Regions from separate parts of the Homo sapiens genome. Here region 1 is linked to region 2. A link is an interaction called in ENCODE POLR2A ChIA-PET data of the cell type or tissue named here. Cell type or tissue: IMR-90. All regions are shown on one strand. Each heading gives the region's core, and the rest is flanking DNA. Links, peaks and the distances in the headings are about the cores only. Region 1 holds the start of LOC105373940 (a long non-coding RNA gene). Region 2 has its middle 7.0 kb from the start of AGAP1.

What was found. ChIA-PET counts read pairs that join two places held together with the same protein. Peaks named below come from ENCODE experiments on the same cell type or tissue, not always from the same donor. Only the 100,000 strongest peaks of a DNase experiment are listed, where the experiment ranks them.
Region 1: POLR2A ChIA-PET joins it to region 2 with 6 read pairs; 2 of 35 experiments call an interaction of 5 or more read pairs at or near these places.

The regions. Positions count from the first base shown.
Region 1 is chr2:235,268,546-235,272,942 of GRCh38, forward strand. LOC105373940 (a long non-coding RNA gene) reads left to right here and starts at 2,072. Exons shown (of 3, transcript XR_924009.1): 1 at 2,072-2,315; 2 at 3,582-3,760. In IMR-90, for the core only: no CTCF peak of the experiment used is centred there; a DNase peak (open chromatin) is centred at 2,666; H3K27ac peaks cover 962 bases.
Region 2 is chr2:235,484,867-235,489,263 of GRCh38, forward strand. No RefSeq gene overlaps it. Among named protein-coding and RNA genes, the nearest start is that of AGAP1, 7.0 kb to the right of the region's middle. In IMR-90, for the core only: no CTCF peak of the experiment used is centred there; no DNase peak of the experiment used is centred there; H3K27me3 peaks cover 1,124 bases.

The DNA of each region.
Region 1 (4,397 bases), core at 261-4,260, 220 kb before region 2:
TCTGCAGACATGAGCCCCGCTTTGAGTTTGCACAAGAGTGGTGTTCCTTGCAATGACAATGACAGGTTACTAAGGCGCGCACACTCTCCTCCGATTTTTAACCTAATGGATGACCCCATCGGCCTCCTTGAGGCCTGGGTCCAGAATTGGAGACTCTCAAAGGGAAGTTGCTACAGTTTATGATGGCAGGAAATCTGTTTACATTCTGAGTCTAAAGAGGAAAATGTAGGCATTCTTTCAACTTCCTGTTACAAAATGCTTCATACCAAAAATTCTTGCCTCCTCCGAAGTCACTGAAGGGTTACAGAGAGATCTCCTAGTTGTTTCTCTGCGTTTCCACTTCTCAGATACTACTTTAAAGGTGGCTTTTCTATGTTTTCAGTTTGTTTTTCTTCTCTTGGCTAAACATATATCCACGATTAACAGATTGTCACTTAGAAGGTTTATATTTATCATCATTATTTATGTTTATTCCTCTTCTGCTTTTATAAACTAACAAATGACATATTTTCTTCCACTGGTTAAAAACTACTTTAAAACTTTATTTCAACCATAATTTAACTTTTGAAATTTTTTACCCTATTTTCTCCAATACCCCTGCTTTGTTTTTAGTTTTCTTTAAATGGACAGCGAACTTTGTGAAAATCAAAATATTGTTTTATAAATAACTCAGTTTCTCCTCCACCCTTAACCAATGAATGGAACTACACAGTATAGTTTTTCTGCTTCTCAGAAGCTAATTACTCTATCTGATGTGTTTAATCTTATTTCTGACTTTTAATAAATCCATTCTTCCCAGGCTCATAAAAACTTCATTAGTTCAACACATTTCTTTTTATCTTGTTGTTGTTATTGTTGTTGGTGTTTTCCAATACAGAATCTCACTCTGTCTCCCAGGCTAAAGTGCAGCGACGTGATCTCAGGTCACTGTAACCTCTGCCTCACAGGCTCAAGTGATTCTCATGCCCCAGCCTCCCGAGTAGCTAGGACTACAGGCGTGCACCAGCGTACCTGGCTAATTTTTGTATTTTTAGTATAGATGCGGTTCTGCCAGGTTAGCCAGATTGGTCTTGAACTCCTGGCCTCAAGTGATCCACCTGCCTTGGCCTCCCAAAGTGCTGGGATTACAGGTGTGAGCCACTGCACCCTGCCTACATTTCTTTTTAAATGCCGCACCTTGGAAGCACCATAGTGGTTTTGTCCTTGCATGTGCGAATCCAGTTTTGGGCATTGCTAAGTGGATACACCTGCTGAATAATCACTTGATCTTTCCAGTGGCACCCACCAAAGACTCATCTTAAGATCCTGTAAAAGATGCACCCAGTGGAACTTGGTACTAAAAGACAATGGAAGCTCTTTTCAATCCTAGGGTTCTAGTGGTCTACAAAATGCCTTACTATCCAAATTTAACTGACATTTTTCTTTGCCACAGAGTATGTCAACAATCCATTCATTCATGGTCAAATATTGTAAACTTTTTAAGGTATGCAGCACTTAATTTTTCTCCAGAAAGAGTGAGAAGATAATATTCAACTAAAAACATAAAATCTCAGCTTGGAAATGGAGAAATATCTTCCTAGGCCTGGGTAAATCCAGCAAGGTAAATCAGAGAATTGAAAAATAGGACATTTGGGAGTTTTGCCCATGACTTGAGCAATTCTCTGTCTGCCAGAGTAGAATTTGGAGGGTGTGGTACCAAGTTCGTGTGTGGTTGGTCTCGGCATCATGGGGGGAGTATGCCTTCATAACAGCCAACGGGGGGTCTCTCCACAACTCCAAGCCCAGCAACTTGTAATCTAGTTTTGACAGTCAAAAGGTATTCAGTGAATGGATGATTAAATGAATAATAGCCTGGTAGAACAAGACTAACATGTCTCTATATGTGTGTGCCTTGACCTCCGTTACAGAGTCCTAGAGTCTATATTTTCTCCCCCTGTGGGAGACAAAGAAACTGAGACTGAAACAGTTCTACAACTTGCTGATGTCACACAGGGACAAGGCTCTATTTTCTGACCCCTGGGCTTTTTTTTCAACAACTGTATTCCATTTCTGAGTCAAAGGGAGTGCAGACTAGAACACGCATCCCAGTTCTCTCGCTGGAGCAGAAGCTCCTATTCCACCCACACCAACTCTTTCTTCATCTGTACGATGGGATAATGTGCCGTTTCCCCTACCTCACTAGAGATAGAGGAGGGGGATCCTCTAATGAGACAGCAGGGAGAATTATTTGAAAAACTAAACCAACATTTAAGGCCAGCTGCTGCTATTATTTTACTAGCAGCTTCTTCTTTTGTGCCAACTTAAAGCTACTTAAGGTAATATTTCCTTCCTACTTTTGATACAACTGGGTCTTTATTAGGAACGCTTCCTCCTGGGAGAAAAAGGAATTCCTCTGAATTCTTTGTTTCATGTTTAAAAAACCCGGGCAATGGAAAGAATATAGTTTGACCAGTGAGGATTAACTTCTAGAGATGTTGTACCATAACCTGGAATGCCAGAGAAATTGTAAAACAAAAGCTGTGGGTGTCTGCAACACTGCCGCAACCTCAGTGGCCAGCCGCAGAAAGAGAAAGAGCCTTGAAGGAAGTTAGATTTTGGTCACAGGTAACCACAAAGAACTAGTTATCACACATTGCCACATGGGTTGTAATACATCTATTAAGAAGCAGATTTTCTTTGGGGTTTGTGAGTCATCGTTCAGAATCTTAGTTCTGCTTGAGAACATGTGAACTGAAATGATCTATTTCTGTGTTATTCCTTTTTTCTCTTTTCTATCTTCATTTATTTTTTAAATTTATTTTATTTGTAGCATTCTTAAAACTCTGTAAGAATGGAGCCCAGGAGAGGGATTTTCTTTACTTCATTCCTAAGCCTTCAGATTCCTTTGTCTTAGCTTATTGTTGCCAGCTATTAGTTTGGAAAGCCTAAGACCTTCCATGAGAATTGTGTAGCCCCTGAACCCATTTCTCACCCATCAGATTGGCAAAAATTTACAAGCCTGACAATACACTCTGTTGACAAAATTGTGGGGAAACAAACATTCCTACCATGCATTGCTAGTGGGAAGGCAAATGTAAGTATTCATCTTGTTCAAAGAGATCCCTGCAGAAATGCCCCAAATAATGCTTGACCAAGTATCTGGGCACCCTGTGTGGTACAGCCAAGTTGACACAGAAAATTAATTATCACAGCTATGATACTTAATCATAGCTGATTAATGACTGTTGTGACCCCTATGAAAAAGAATTTGGCAATATCCAAATTCTGTGTGCAACCCCTATGTAAAAGAATTTGGCAATATCCAAAAGATCTACCTAATGCATCTGGGCTTTGACTCAGCAACTCCTAGGAATTTATCCCAAGATTTACCTCCAACAATATGAAAATACAGATGCACAAGGTTATTCACTGAAGCATTGTTTCTAATAGCAAGACATTGGAAACTACCAAAATGTCCAAGCAAAAACAAATCTATTGAACCCAGGAAATTGGTTCAGTAAACTCTGGCACATACATACAATAGAATAATAAGCAGCTATACAAAGAATGAGCCACATGCATGTATTTCCTCATTCTTTCAGCTAAGAGAGCCTAGAAACAATGACACTCCAGGAACAATGATCACTCGCTACTGCCAGATCTTAGTTTCCAATCCCACTATTCAGTGAAAGGAATCAGGGCTCCTTGGAGAAATGGCTGATTCTAGGACTGGAGCAGGAAATATAGAAGACAAGCCTAGAACTTCTTATAGTACCAGAAGGTAAGGAAGCTCAAACAACACACGCATGCACACACACGCACATACATGCACACATGCACATGCATGCAAGCACACACACTACAACAACAGGAAACATCAAAGGGACACAGGAGCCAATGGAAAGAGCTCCCAATGACCCAAGCTAGGATAATTTGAGAAGAAAATACAGTGATATTGGACTATAACCCAAGTATAAAATAAATGTCCATGAATTCATAAAGGTACAAATAAACGATTGAATGGGTAAATAAAGTAATGGGTGTGGTGGCTCACGCCTGTAATCCCAGCACTTTGGGAGGCTGAGGTGGGTGGATCACTTGAGGCCAGGACTTCGAGACCAGCCTGACCAACATGGAGAAACCCCGTCTCTACTAAAAATACAAAATTACCTGGGCATGGTGGCACACACCTGTAATCCCAGCTACCTGGAAGACTGGGGCAGGAGAATTGCTTGAACCCAGGAGGCAGAGGTTGCAGTGAGCCGGGATTACGCCACTGCACTCCAGCCTGGGCAACAAGAGTGAAACTCCGGCTCAAAAAATAAATAAATTAATTAATTAATAATAAATAAATGAGTATAGACAAATCTTCTGAGATGAATTCCAAATGATTTGTATAAATATTTTGCCCTCAGATG
Region 2 (4,397 bases), core at 289-4,288:
GGAGGGCTTCTTGAACCCAGGAGTTTGAGGCTCTAGTGAGCCATGATCATGCCACTGCACTCCAGCCTGGGCAACAAAGTGACACCCCATTGTTAAAAAACAAAAACAAAAGACAATTACTATTACACCTGACAACCCCAAATAGTCAACAGGAAATGCATGTGGGACAGTGGCAAGATTTTATCAACGTGTCACAGGCAGAATGGCATTCCCCACCCAAGATGTCCATGTCCTCATATCTAGAACCTATGGGTATGTGACCGTACATAACAAAGGGGAATTCAGGTTGCAGATGGCCTTGAGATGGGAAGATCACCCTGGATTATTTAGGTGGGCTCTGTATCATCACAGGGGTCCTGAAAAGTGGGAGAGGGAGGCAAAGGAGAGTGATGTGATGCGAAAACAACTCACCTTTGCTGGCTTTGAAATAGAGGGAGGGAGGGGCCACCACCAAGGAATGCAGGTGGCCTGTAGAATCTGGGCAAGGCAAGGAAACAGATCCTCCCAGAGCCCACAGAAATGAACGCAGCCCTGCCAGCACCTTGGGTTTGGCCTGGTGAGCTCTGCATCAGAGTTCTGACCTACAGAATTGTAAGATAATGCCTGTGTGTCTAAGCCACTCGGCAGCAATAGAAAACTCATAATATTTTAGAAGATGAGTCATGGCCATCAGATAAGGGCTGCCTGGAGATGACAAGCAGAACCAGCATGGGGACTGGACTCTCTCTCAAGGGGTCCCTTATTCAAGATAAACATGTGGCCCTTTCAACATACGATACTTGGTAAATGACGACTCAAGGAATAAAGATGTCGTGCATTTGTAAGCTCTCTCACACACATGCCAGAATTCTCATGTATTCTCACAGGGTTCCAGGAATGCTATAAGTATCTATAACAGTAGAATGAATTACTCCAACATTTAGTGGCTTAAAACAATGACAATCATTTATTACTTCTCAGAGTTTCTGTGGGTCAGGAATACTGACAAGGCTCAGAGGGGCCAGCTTGTTTCATTCCACCGTATCTAGGGTATCAGCTGGGAGACCCTAAGCATAAGAGATGGAATCATCTGAAGGATCTTTTATTTACATACAGGCTTTCCATGTGGCTTGGGCTTCCTCACAACATGGTGGCCTAGGGCAAGTGGGTGGGCGTAGGGGAGAAGAAACAAGTAGAAGCTGTAGAGCTTTTTATGAGCCAGCCTCAGAAATCCTGCCTCATTACTTTTGCTGCATTCTGTGGTTGGAGAAATTACACATATAGAAAACATGGACACCACCTTTCTATTGCTTCCCATAAAAAAAAAAAAAAGGAGTAAAACTGATCTGGATTCAAATCCTAGCTCAGTCATTTCTTTGCTGTGTGAATTAGGAAAGTTGACTAGAGCTCTTTGAACAGTAATAATAGAATGTTTTAGGTGTAATAATTTATCTTTTGCACATAATAAAATGGAGGCTTAAAGAGCTTCTTGGCTCCCTGCTGGAATAACATCTTCAGCTGACAAAGCATAGCATGCATATCTTATTGATGTTCACTGCCACCCTGTGAGACATCATTGCTGTCTTCAGTGAGCCAAAGAACTGAATGAGGCACTCAATTTCAGCCTAATGACTTACATGGCCAAAGATGGTGTGACAGACTGAACTAGTAGCTGGCTCTGCACTACCTCCCAGAAATGGGATTATACACCTACAATTTTGCCACATAACTTTGCAGGGCCCTCTGCTGTGGTGGTGTGTGTGTCCCTTCCTGACTCTGGGCTCAGTCTTGTGACTTGCCTTGTCCAAGGGGATATCAGTGGACATGAAGGGTGCAGCCGCTTGGAATGTGCTTGCACACTTGCACACTGGGGTTTCTTTTCTTGCACTTCTGCCATCACTAAGATGCCTGGTCTAGCCTGGTGGTGCCAGTAGGAGAATGAGAGCTCCATAGGGTAGAGCTGAAAAGCCCAGCAGAGCCCACCCTAGATTTGCTGGCTCACAGCTGGCCCTAAAAGGGTGAGCAAAGTGAATGCTTGAAGTTGTGTGCTGCTGAGATTTTGTGAGTGTTTGTTATGCAGCATTTTTGTGGGCAAAGCTAACTGATACAGATTGCTGGTAAGACCAATACATAGTCGAATGGCCAAACTACAAACTACAAACACAATCTGGGTATATCTGGTCTTCACTGCAGAGTTATTTCACCAAAGAAGGGCAAAAAGCAAGAAAAGGAAATTTGATCTGTGGCATTTCTGGATTATTTCTCCTTGTTCTTGCCCTCCTCTCCTCCCCCATATACCCCTCCGACCCTCACCTAGGAGCCCAAAGCCTTTATGAGGCACTGATTAACCAAAGCTCCCACTGCTGGCTTCACAAAGACCTGCTGCTGATCCCATGCTATATGAATCAAGCTCTGTCATATTACAGTCCACAAGCATATCAAATAAAAATCTCATGAAGCTCTTTATCCAAGTATGGGAAGGATACTAATGAAATTGTTTCAAGTTCAGGCAAATGGATAAAGCACACAAAAGTCTAGAGACACATAATGTTTCATACATTTCCTAAAACACTTCTTAGAGCTAGTTGAAGTGGAAGAGCTTTGTAGCTGTGCGTAAGGTCTGCAGCCATGGGGGGTTGAGGAGCATTTTGATGTTTAAAGTGATGGCTGTGCCCGGGTACAGTGCCTTACGCCTGTAGTCCCAGCGCTTTTGGAGGCTGAGGTGGGCAGATTACTTGAGCCCAGGAGTTCAAGACCAGCTTGGGCAACATGGCAAAATCCCATCTCTACAAAAAATACAAAAAATAGCCCAGCAAGGTGGCATGTGCCTGTAGTCCCAGTTACTCAGAAGGCTGAGGCAGAAGGGTCAATTGAGCCCAGAAAGTTGAGACTGCAGTGAGCTGTGTTCGTACCACTGCACTCCAGCCTGGGCAACAGAGTGAGAACCTGTCTAAAATAAATAAATAAATAAAATCAAGTGATCACTGTAAAGTTATTCCTATGAAGCTCACAACTCCTACTGCTGTGCATTAGGAGTACAGGACTATGCTGGTCACTGGCAGAACTGTCTTTAATTCACACTTTTAATTAGGCATTACCAGAATTGTTCATCCAGCTCTTGCTCAGCCAGTGAATGTTCATGTGTGTGAGCTCTGTGTTCATGTGTATGAATCATCATGGCTGCCTTCATCCACAGATATTCTCACTTATTCTTTTTTCTTTCTCTTTCTTTCTTTCTTTCTTTCTTTCTTTCTGTCTGTTGTCTGTCTGTCTGTCTTTCCTTCTTTTTTTTTTTTTTTTGAGACGGAGTCTCGCTCTGTCGCCCAGGCTGGAGTGCAGTGGCGGGATCTCGGCTCACTGCAAGCTCCGCCTCTCGGGTTCACGCCATTCTCCTGCCTCAGCCTCCCAAGTAGCTGGGACTACAGGCGCCCGCCACTACGCCCGGCTAATTTTTTGTATTTTTAGTAGAGACGGGGTTTCACCGTTTCAGCTGGGATGGTCTCGATCTCCTGACCTCGTGATCCGCCCGCCTCGGCCTCCCAAAGTGTCCTTCTTTTTTAAGACAGAATCTCACTCTGCCACCCAGGCTGGAGAGCAGTGGTGCAATCTTGGCTCACTGCAACCTCCACCTCCTGGGTTCAAGTGATTCTCCTGCCTCAGCTTCCTGAGTAGCTGGGACTACAGGCATGCACAACCATGCCCAGCTGATTTTTTTTTTTTTTTTTTTTTTTTTTTGAGACGGAGTCTCGCTCTGTCGCTCAGGCTGGAGTGCAGTGGCGGGATCTCGGCTCACTGCAAGCTCCGCCTCTCGGGTTCACGCCATTCTCCTGCCTCAGCCTCCCAAGTAGCTGGGACTACAGGCGCCCGCCACTACGCCCGGCTAATTTTTTGTATTTTTAGTAGAGACGGGGTTTCACCGTTTCAGCCGGGATGGTCTCGATCTCCTGACCTCGTGATCCGCCCGCCTCGGCCTCCCAAAGTGCTGGGATTACAGGCGTGAGCCACCGCGCCCGGCCTGATTTTTGTATTTTTAGTAGAGACAGGGTTTCACCACGTTGGCCAGGCTGGTCTTGAACTCCTGACCTCAGACGATCCACCCACCTCGCCCTCCCAAAGTGCTGGGATTATAGGTGCGAGCCACCGTGCCTGGCCTCTCACTTATTCTTTGTTTGCAGTCTCAGATTGGATTCAGAAATTGAACGCTAGAAGCAGTGTTTCTTCAAGAGATAATCCCCTGGAATGCAAGCTCACTAAAGGCAAGCTTCATCTTTCACCTCTGTATCCCTAGAACATATCACCCTGCCTAGGATACAGTAGATGATCAATACAGATTTGTTGAATGAATAAATAAGTGACAGAATAAATGAACAAATGAATGGGCTGATCATTCAAACCATCTTTGATATTTCTGGGACAGA